Regions from separate parts of the Homo sapiens genome. Here region 2 is linked to region 1. A link is an interaction called in ENCODE POLR2A ChIA-PET data of the cell type or tissue named here. Cell type or tissue: A673. All regions are shown on one strand.

Region 1 (5,000 bases):
ATTAAATACTAAATTCCCACAATAGGAAATACAGCTATAGCCCTAGATGAAATGTGCAGCCAGTAAAGCTGATGATAATGGAGACTATTTAATAACATGGGATAAAACCTGAAATATTAGGTTGTTTGTAAAAAATAGTATGATATTATAAATACAGTTATCTGTGTTGAAATAACAAATAGGCTGGACACAGTGGCTCACACCTGTAATCCCAGCACTTTGAGAGGCCGAGGCAGGCGGATCACCTGAGGTCAGGAGTTCAAGACCAGCCTGGCCAACATGGTGAAACCTCATCTCTACTAAAAATACAAAAACTAGCTGGGTGTGGTGGCGCCCACCTGTAATCCCAGCTACTTGGGAGACTGAGGCAGGAGAATCACGTGAACCCGGGAGGCAGAGGTTGCAGGTGAGCTGAGATCAGGCCACTGCACTCCAGCCTGGGCGACAGAGTAAGACACCTCCTCCTCAAAAAAATAAATAAATAAATAAATAAAATAAATAAAAATTTGTTTTTGCACACTAAAACAGCTAATGAAAATAGATCAATACTAATTTAATGGTTTTTTAAGTACTTTTTTTCTTTCTTTTTTTTTTTAAAATATATTAATGAGATGAGAAAGGATAATCTACTTGGTGAAGGAAAAAAGATAGTTTGGAAAAATAGCCAAATACACTTAGGAGCCAGTGAGTAATATAGGCAAGAGATAGTTCTTGTATTTGTTGGTGGTGGCTGTAGAAAGGAGCCATGTGTTTTGGTTTTGTTTTTCATGGTGTAAATTCTTTTCACTTAGAACTTGCATTGGTTGAAAACTCTGAATTTTTCCTAGAAATACACTAGTATTTAAATGAGACTTATGCTATGGTCTAAATCTTTTACCTAGTACTGCTCTTAGCCAGGTATCAAGGGATCAATCGCAGGAACCACATATTTATAATTCATCTTGTCTCCATCCATCCATTCTTTCAGCTCTAAAACCAAGTGTTTGGTTTAGTGTTCTTGATTCCCACAGAATTGGCTGCCATTCTATAGAAAGAAGGGATAACCTTTGATACTCACTAGAGATCATTGGTTGTCCGCTGCAGATGCTATGACAACTACTGCTCAGTAGGCTTGTTCAAGTCCAGCTTATTCTTATAGAATCATAGCTGTCTCACAAAAGGTTGTCTCCAAGAAGGCACAAGACATGCATCCGCCTCATGTCTAGAAAACTGCAGCATGGCTTTCCATTTCCCTTCGTGTGCTGTCAGTAATAAACCCCTGCATGGTGATCAATCTGTGGACAATGAGAAAATTATAAAAGAACTAATCAAGATAGCAAATGACAACTTCGGTAGCTTATTGCCTAATGTTCAGAAACATCTTTCCTTGATATTTTTCTACATTTCTCAATTATTCTACCACCTCTTTTACTGCTCCCTTGGAAGACAAACATGACACTGCCCTGATAGAGTCTTGTATCATCCTTAAAAGTGCTTACATTCCCATGTGTTCTGTATAACGGTAATGTTTATATATGGTCTGGCTATTCTTGAATTTATCATTTTAAAAGGATTCAAAAATAGAATCCATTAGTGGTTACTTAATGTTTTTAGTTTTTGTTTAAAGAGTCTTTGCTTAAGTCCTGGGACTTCTTTGAACTTCTTATTTTAAGTTAATGAAATTAGAAGTCACCTTTAAATTTCACCTGAATTAATTTCTTGTTTACATTTTATAAACATTGAAGATACTAGCGTTAACACTGAAACAGTGAAAATTGTTTTCCTTAATGTTTTAAATGGCCATTTCAGAAGATCATATAAGCCTTCTCTCTTTTAGTAGCTTCACTTAACTAAATAAGTCTATCCTATATTTTAGGTATCTTCTAAATTTTAAGATATTTTGCAAAGTTCTAAAAACAAAAACAAGATTATCTTGTTTGTGACTAACCTTGTTAAGCTTTTAAATATGTTAGAAATCAAATAACTTAAGGTCTTCATGTGAACTCTACATTTTTCTGCTTTTTAAAAAATAGCCATTATCCTAAAGCAAACAAAAATCCTGTTATTAACATCCAAGCCAGAGCAGTCATGAATAGTTTTATTTGCGAACAAATAAGCTCACTCAAATCACATTAAAAATCACTCAAGGAGAATAATTTATAGGTATTGTTTTTCTACCTTTAATTTTTATTTTTCTATCTTTCAATTTCTATTTGTTCCTTTCCTAAGCATAAGTGCTCTTTTGGAGGTTTAATCAGTCAACCAGTATTTATTGGAAGTATTTTGTATGGAAGGCACTGAGCAAGCTGTTGTGAGATTCCTAAAGTATTTTAAGATGAGGTTTCTGCCCTATCTACTTAGAGAGGTAAGACATATTTACATCAACCCATAACTAATGATTCTAGATGATAAATGAGAAGTGCTAGATCATTTTTAAAAGTTTGTTTTACATACCATATAGATAAGTATTTTATTCTTCCTTTCCTTCCTGCCCTATTTAATACATAAGTAAAATTGTGGTCAGGAGAGTAAAGTAAGCTTTCAAGCTTTCTTCCTGTATGAAGAACATTATTGAGTTCCTGTTATTTTCTGTGCCAAACACTTCGCTATATTCTTTAAAATAATCTCATTTAATCCTTATAATAACTTTGTGAGGTAGGCATTATTCTCATTTTATCAGGAAATGGACTTAGAGGGCTGAAGTAACTTGTTGAAGGTCACCCTGCTAATTAGTAACGGAGCCAGGATTCCAATATAGGCCTCCTAGTTTGGTGCTTTTTCTTTTCTTTTCTTTTTTTCTTTTTTTTTTTTTTTGAGTTGGAGTCTCACTCTGTCACCCAGGCTGGGGTACAGTGGCGCCATCTCGGCTCATTGCAACCTGTGCCTCCCAAGTTCAAGCGATTCTTCTGCCTCAGCCTCCTAAGTAGCTGGGACTACAGGCGTGTGCCACCATGCCTGGCTAATTTTTGTATTTTTAGTAGAGATGGGGTTTCGCCATGTTGGGCAGGCTGGTCTTGAACCCCTGACCTCAAGCAATCCACCTGCCTCGGCCTCCCAGAGTGCTGGGATTACAGGTGTGAGCCACCGCACCTCGCCTGATTTGGTGCTTTTTCTTTGTTACTCTGTTCCACTGTGGTTCTGTTTGGTGTTGATGGAAAAAGCCATGCAAAGGAAGAACGATACTAAAAATTATAATTTTGAAAAGCAAAAGCCAAAAGGAGGAAGGGACCTTTATCCCATAGTATGAGATATTAAATGTTCTAATAGACTCTTAATAGGTTGCTTATGTATGTAAGTAACGCATCATTACTTGAGTCTATTGCCTTAACTAAGGAACATTTTAAAAGATCGTGTCTTAAAGAAGCTGGGTATAGTGGCACACGCCTGTGATCCCAGCTGCTCTGTAGGTTGAGGCAGAAGGATCACTTGATCCCAGGAATTTGAGGCTGCAGTGAACCATGACCACACCACTGGACTCTAGCCTGGACAACAGAAGGCGTCTCTGTCTCTAAAAAAAATTTTGTTATTTTATTTTTTAGAAAGATCCTATCTTTTACTAAATCTTAAATGTGAAAGTCTGGAATCCAGTGATAATAATCTTATGTTCTTATGTTTTAAAATGTGCTATGTTTTATGAATAATGGAATATTCTGTTACTACTAATAAAATTAATCATCAGTAACAGTAGTGAAACTTCAGATGGGATTAAAACCTACTTAATCTTAATATCCAAAGTATTAAAGAACTCAATATTTTAAATGTATTTAATTAGATCTCTGGCATGCTTAGAAAGACCAGGTGTTTGTTTCAAACTCCTTTCTAGTCCATAACCTTCATGATACTCTGCTATACATCTTCTGTCAATATTCTCATTAGTTAAGTATCAACTGCAGGCTTATATCTGTGCTTTGTTTTGTCAATACATCCTGGAAACTGACAGCTTTTTTGAAACTGAAATACATGTGGGGCAAAGCAGCATAAAATATGTAAGTAAACAAGACGTTCTCCTTGCTCACAGCAGCAGCCCCAAACCTGTTTCTCCTGGTAGGCTAAAGCCCTGGCCGCTTGTCTGACTCAACCTCCAGGAAATGAGTAACTGCTTCCTAGTGCCTCTACTCTGCTCCAAGCAGTAGGCATTCTTGCTGTTTCTTTAATATACTTTGTTGGTGAAGCTCATGGAACAGTGGTGTTCTTATGTAAGATCTACCAGTCAATTAAATATTAAAATACAGTTGTCTACAGCCAGGTGTTTTCAGTGTCTCCTTTACAGATGAATGGAAAAGTCATTTATATTTTGTCTTTGTTTTCAGCGTTCTTACTTCCGTACTCTTCTCATGTATGGGTTCCACTTTCTGGTGTGGTTCCTTTGTGTCAAAGGAATCAGGGACACACAGTGTGGGTTCAAATTATTTACTCGAGAAGCAGCTTCACGGACGTTTTCATCTCTACACGTTGAACGATGGTAGGTTTCTGACTGGAATGTATCCAGTCTGTCTTATGACCCAGCCATCTTCTAGGTAATGAGAAACAGCCCTGTATATTTATAATGAACATGTAGATTTAAACAAAATTGACAATAATGTATGTAAACTTGATCTTGCCTTTATACTTTTCCTGAGTTGGATCTTATTTTGAAAATACACAAACCCAACAATATGGTATAAAGTTATGTGTGTTCACCTTAATTGTAGACAGTAGAAATTGAGTGGCCTGAAAACATTTTTTTTCCTTTGAAGAAAAAAGAAAAAGCTCAGAAACATCAAAACAGAATAGGGCACCCATTTTCTCTTTTCTTCCTTCTACGGAAGATAAGGTGTCTTTCCTAAGACCGATCTTTTGACCTCTACATCTCCTTCCACCTTGTCAAAACCTAATCCTGTCCATGTATTTCATCTCTTGTGTATTCAGCCTTTTCCCTTCCATCACATCTTTCCCAGAACCCTTTCCATTGACCCTGCTGTGCCCTTCCAGCTCTAGCCCTGTCTCCTTCACAAGCAACCTTCTCTTGAAAAAGTGTTTTA
Region 2 (5,000 bases), 430 kb after region 1:
ACCCTGCATACAGATACGTTGAGCCAACCAGGACCAAGGTAAAGAACTCACGTAGGTAAAAAGAAAGCCCATTAATGGATTTTAAATAACATCCCTGTTACATATATAACTCCCATTCCCACTCCATTTTGTATGTTCCGTATTTGTTTCCAGACTCTTTCCTAAATACTTCAAAAGAAAGAATTATTTATTTATTTATTATTTATTTGAGACAAGGTCTCACTCTGTCACCCAGGCTGAAGTGCTAAATACTTCAAAAGAGCCTCTTTCCCAAATAAACGCAGCCAGAGGCTGAGCACCCATTTCACGTTGATGAAAATTTCTGTGTGCCATGCACATTCACCATACACACTACATCCATAGCCAAGCTCCAAAATCCTTTGTCTTTTTTTCTGGACAAGATTGGTGCTTTGCAAGCAGAGGGGGGAAGCTCATAAATGGCCCAATGCTATAAAATAAGGCAAATAAATGTTCACCTACTATTCATTATACACAGAGAATTTTGAAAGGAACAAGTGTTAGATTTGATCTAAATAAATTACATTGATCAAACAAATTAAGAACAAAGAGGTTTCCTTGCAGCAGGAGAGGCTGCAGAGCAGGTTTGTAAGCTCTCAGTTTGGGATGGAGCTGAGTGCTTTAGATATATGGGGCTCTTCCTTCAGCATGTGTCAATCTGGGTTTTAACTGTTGTTAAGTTAAAGTTTATTAAGTTAAGAAGCATCAGCAATACCCAAGAAAGCATGAAGGTTCCAGCAGCTATGTTCAACCCATGAAAAACAGAAGCAATTTGAAAGATGGAGCTCATTTTCACAAGCAAAGCAAAGGGAAAAGCCAGTGAAGCATGGAGCCACAGAGCTAGCTGAGAGAATGGAGGTAAGGGCTGCTCCTGCAGATCCCTGTTTGCTAACAGACAGCCTAGGCCAGCGACACAGGAGCTTTCGCTGGCTGTCAGATCATTTTCAGAAGCAGCAATTCATGTCACGCTAATAGCTCAGTCTATAATTAGGCATATTTATCTAAGTCTCTGTGATCTGTCTCCTGCCTCTCTGTGCTTGGTTTCCTCCAAGAACAAATAATCCCAATGAGTTATGAGTCTCTCCAGAGTGGCAAGTGGGAGTGTGTGTGTGTGCTGAAAGCCCCGTTATCAAATGGTCTAAATGCAATCTTCTTATTGTTCAAATATGTGGGTAGAGATTGTCTCTTCTCATGGGAAGTGGATTCTTCAGTGCTTACCAGAAAGAGCTGGGAAGCAAAACACATTGTCTGCCACAAACTGACAATGATCGTGCTATTTCTGTGTCTTCCTATATTAGGTCAAAGGAGTACACCTTTGCAATTGACTTCAAGACTGCTTGAAAAGATGATAAATAAGAGCAATTAGTCAATTAACATTTTAAAATTATTTGGAAAGCCATAAAATCTGCTGCAGGTTGAAGAGCCTGAGAGTAGCTGTCTGCTTTTGTTCTTTTTCTTTATTTCAGCATATTTTGCAATTCAAGAAGTAAGACATTATCATCAGGTGGACTGATTCATCATGCATGGGCCAGTAAGGCAATTGGAAGAAAGTTGGGTGTCCTAGAATTTTACTGGGCCTTAATCAGCTTGATTCTCCATGTCTGTGGGATCCCTGGTGAGGCCCTCCTGCCAGAAGACTGATGCAAAAGACCGCCCTTTGTACTTTTCTCATTTTCCAGGGAAGCTGTGGCATCAGCCAGCTATTGCCTGGCTTGTTGCTCCCTGGGAAATAGTTTTCCTGCACAAATAATGTGCACCCTCTAAATTCTAACTCCTCTGCTAGGGCTTTACATCATTCTTGTAGCAAGTATGTAGTACCCACCAACCCAGGCTGCCAGTCAGAAGAAGATGCAATAATTATAAGCTGCACCAGATAGATGCTTTCTAGAAATAAAGATTGGAATCCACTTTTTAAAAACAAATATCTTTGGTTGCTTACTCTGACACACCAGCTCCTTTAATATTCAGAAAAATCCTGAAGATAAATATTTTCACATCCTCATTTTCCAAATAAGTAAATGGATGCACAGTAAGGTGAAGTTACTGGCCCAAAAAGCCACAACTAATATGAGGCTTCAGTAAGTTTCAACCCCTGGTCTGCTGTGTTTACAGCCTGTGCTACTTTGTCACACTGTCACAGAGTCTCAACCCTTGGTTTCTGTCTAAGCAGGCTGCCTCTTCTAACTGAAACAGAAAGGTATTTGCACTGAGCTTTTGCTGACTGATATGGAAGAATAAAATGTTAGTAATTTGTATTTCACGAGTCCATAGCTCCTTTTATCCAGATTATAGGCCATTTTCTACCCTTCCTATCGAAGGCAAAGGACTCTGGATGAAGTTGAATGTTATTCTTATGAATCACATACACACATAGAATCAGGTCGTATGCATCACTTTCATGAAGCTTACATTTTCTATTCAATTGACCATTGGACTGTATCAGAAACTCCTGCTATTGAAGTCAAGCCTAGATGAGCACATCATATTAAAAACCTGATAAACTGTGCACATTCACTAAATTCTAATGTGCCCCAGTGGGACTTCCTGTGTATGACAAGCTGCTCATTTCTCATGGAACTCTGAAGCTGGATAGACTGGAAATGCAGAAGTCAAGCAGCCCAAGAGATTTATATAAGACAACAGCATCAACCTCTTCCATTACATCTTTGTTAGGGCTTTTACTCAAGCTGCAAAACATATTTGTATGACTTTGATATCCAATTCATTCTCCTCGCATCCACTATTGACAAAAAGACAGACGGCAGAAGAAAATACACAAGAAAACAAAGAACTAAGTCAGTGTTTCTCCAAATGTGGCAGCGACCCCTATTTCATCATCCCATGATGTGCCTGCTAGAAACTCAGGTTTCTGGGCCCCACCCAAGATTTAATGAACCAGAATCCCTGGGGCAGGCCTAGGAATATACATTTTAATAAGCCTCTGAGATGATCTCTAACTCTTGAAAAATTTGTGAACTATTGAGAAATAGTCAGCAAGCTCAGTACTAAGTCCCTATATTAATTAATAAATGAAAATATTTTTTAAAAGATTAGAGACATTGGTAGTGCCAAATTATACCAGTGCTTAAGATCTTTTGTGTCTTTAAAGAATAATGACTTAGTGTTATTAAAATGATACACGCTTAATATTTAAAATTTGAGTGAGAAGATCTAAAAAAATTGGAGACGTCTGCGTACATGGATTGAAATATGGAACTCAATATAATAAAGATGCCAATTGTTCCCAAATGATCTATAGATTTTATGCAAATCCTAGCAAAATTTCAGGAGGATTCTTTGTAGATATAGACATGCTGAGTTAAAAAAATGTATGGTGAAGCAAAGAAACTAGAATAGCTGAACAATTTTGACAAAGAAGAATAAAATTACAGAAATAACACTATCTGATTTAAAAGTTTACTATATAACTACAGTAACCAAGACAGTATGGGACTGGCAGATGAATAGATAGATGGATCAATGGAACAGACTGAAGAGTTCATAAATAGACCCCTGGAAGCACAACCAACTGATTTTTTTTTATATTGGTGCAAAAAATCTCAGCTGAGAAAGAATAGTCTTTTCAACAAATGGTATTGGAACAGCTGGATACTCATAGGCAAAAAATATTAACCTCAACCTAAACCTCACACAGTATCCTCACTCTGCCTCCCTTCATGTAACTTTTCACTACATTGAATATTATATTTATTGTGAAATTTTCTATCTCCCAACAGTGGAAAATAAACCCTATGAGGACATAGACTTCTTTTGTTTGGTTTACTATTGTATCTTTGTAATGTAGAACAATGTTTGGCATATAGTATAAATTCACTAAATATTTACTGAATAAATGACAAAATGAATGGACTCAGGAAAGAAAATGGAAAAAGCAACAAATTATACAATCTCAGCACCAAGATATAATTAGTGTGATAACATGATGTACACCATTGCAGACATCTTTCTTTGCATACATTAATATAGACACATGGATGATAGGAAGATGGAGAAAATGGATAGATGGAAATAATTTTACAGTAAGAGAATGACAGAAAGCCATTTTAGAAAATAAATTAATGTTATTTTAATTTAATATTTAAAAACTAGGTAAAACTGCATATAAATTAAAGTTTTCTTACCATAAGATATTAGTTTTTGTAAGGGTCCTATAGTGTTTACAAAACAATGATTGGAACATTTGAGGTTGGAGTTATTATATTTTTTAAATTATATTCTCAATTTTAGAAAGTTTCAACTGACTCCTCCCTAAAAATGATGAAAATATTTACTCTTATAATTCTTTCCACTTCCTTTTCTGCCTAACATTTTTACTTTTGCTTTGTCAAGGTCTATAACACTAAAGTAGCCATGAGTTCTACAATTGTTCAATTTTAGTTTTATGTATAAATGCAGTGCTCCATCCCAAGGATGTTACCACAGTTTCTTTATTCTGAGTTCTTTATATTGATCTCAATTGATTACATTTTGTAATTGTGTTGATTTTTTCAAAAAAGGCTATGAGTACTAAAGCCCCCAAGTTCTTTCATATTTGAAACTGTCCTCTATATCCTTTTATTCTTGAAAACAACCTAACAGGTACCACATCCACCAATAAAGGATTAACTTCTGCAGAAATTGGCCTCCTTTCATGAAAAAGCTAGAACACTGAACAAATTATATGAAACAATTATTCTCAGACATTGAACAACAGCTCAGTCAGGATAAAACTATAATCCCTGAAAGAAAATAAAAAATAAGGTGAGCCTGTGATTGCCTCACCTGGAGACAGTTTCAAGGACATAGCACAGAATAGGGGTTGATATATGTATTAGTTAGTTCTTACACTGCTATGAAGAAATACAAAAGACTGGGTAATTTATAAAGGAAAGAGGTTTAATTGACTCACAATTCCACATGGCTGGGGAGGACTCAGGAAACTTGCAATCATGGAGGAAGGCAAAGGAGAAGCAGGCACCTTC

What was found. ChIA-PET counts read pairs that join two places held together with the same protein. Peaks named below come from ENCODE experiments on the same cell type or tissue, not always from the same donor. Only the 100,000 strongest peaks of a DNase experiment are listed, where the experiment ranks them.
Region 2: POLR2A ChIA-PET joins it to region 1 with 5 read pairs; 1 of 35 experiments calls an interaction of 5 or more read pairs at or near these places.

What each region holds. Positions count from the first base shown.
Region 1 is chr13:36,965,016-36,970,015 of GRCh38, reverse strand. It overlaps ALG5 (ALG5 dolichyl-phosphate beta-glucosyltransferase), which reads left to right. Exons shown (of 10, transcript NM_013338.5): 8 at 4,290-4,441. Among named protein-coding and RNA genes, the nearest start is that of ALG5, 32 kb to the left of the region's middle. In A673, no CTCF peak of the experiment used is centred here; no DNase peak of the experiment used is centred here; H3K27ac peaks cover 1,997 bases.
Region 2 is chr13:36,539,887-36,544,886 of GRCh38, reverse strand. No RefSeq gene overlaps it. Among named protein-coding and RNA genes, the nearest start is that of CCNA1, 110 kb to the right of the region's middle. In A673, a CTCF peak has its summit at 2,527; a DNase peak (open chromatin) is centred at 2,556; H3K27ac peaks cover 2,551 bases.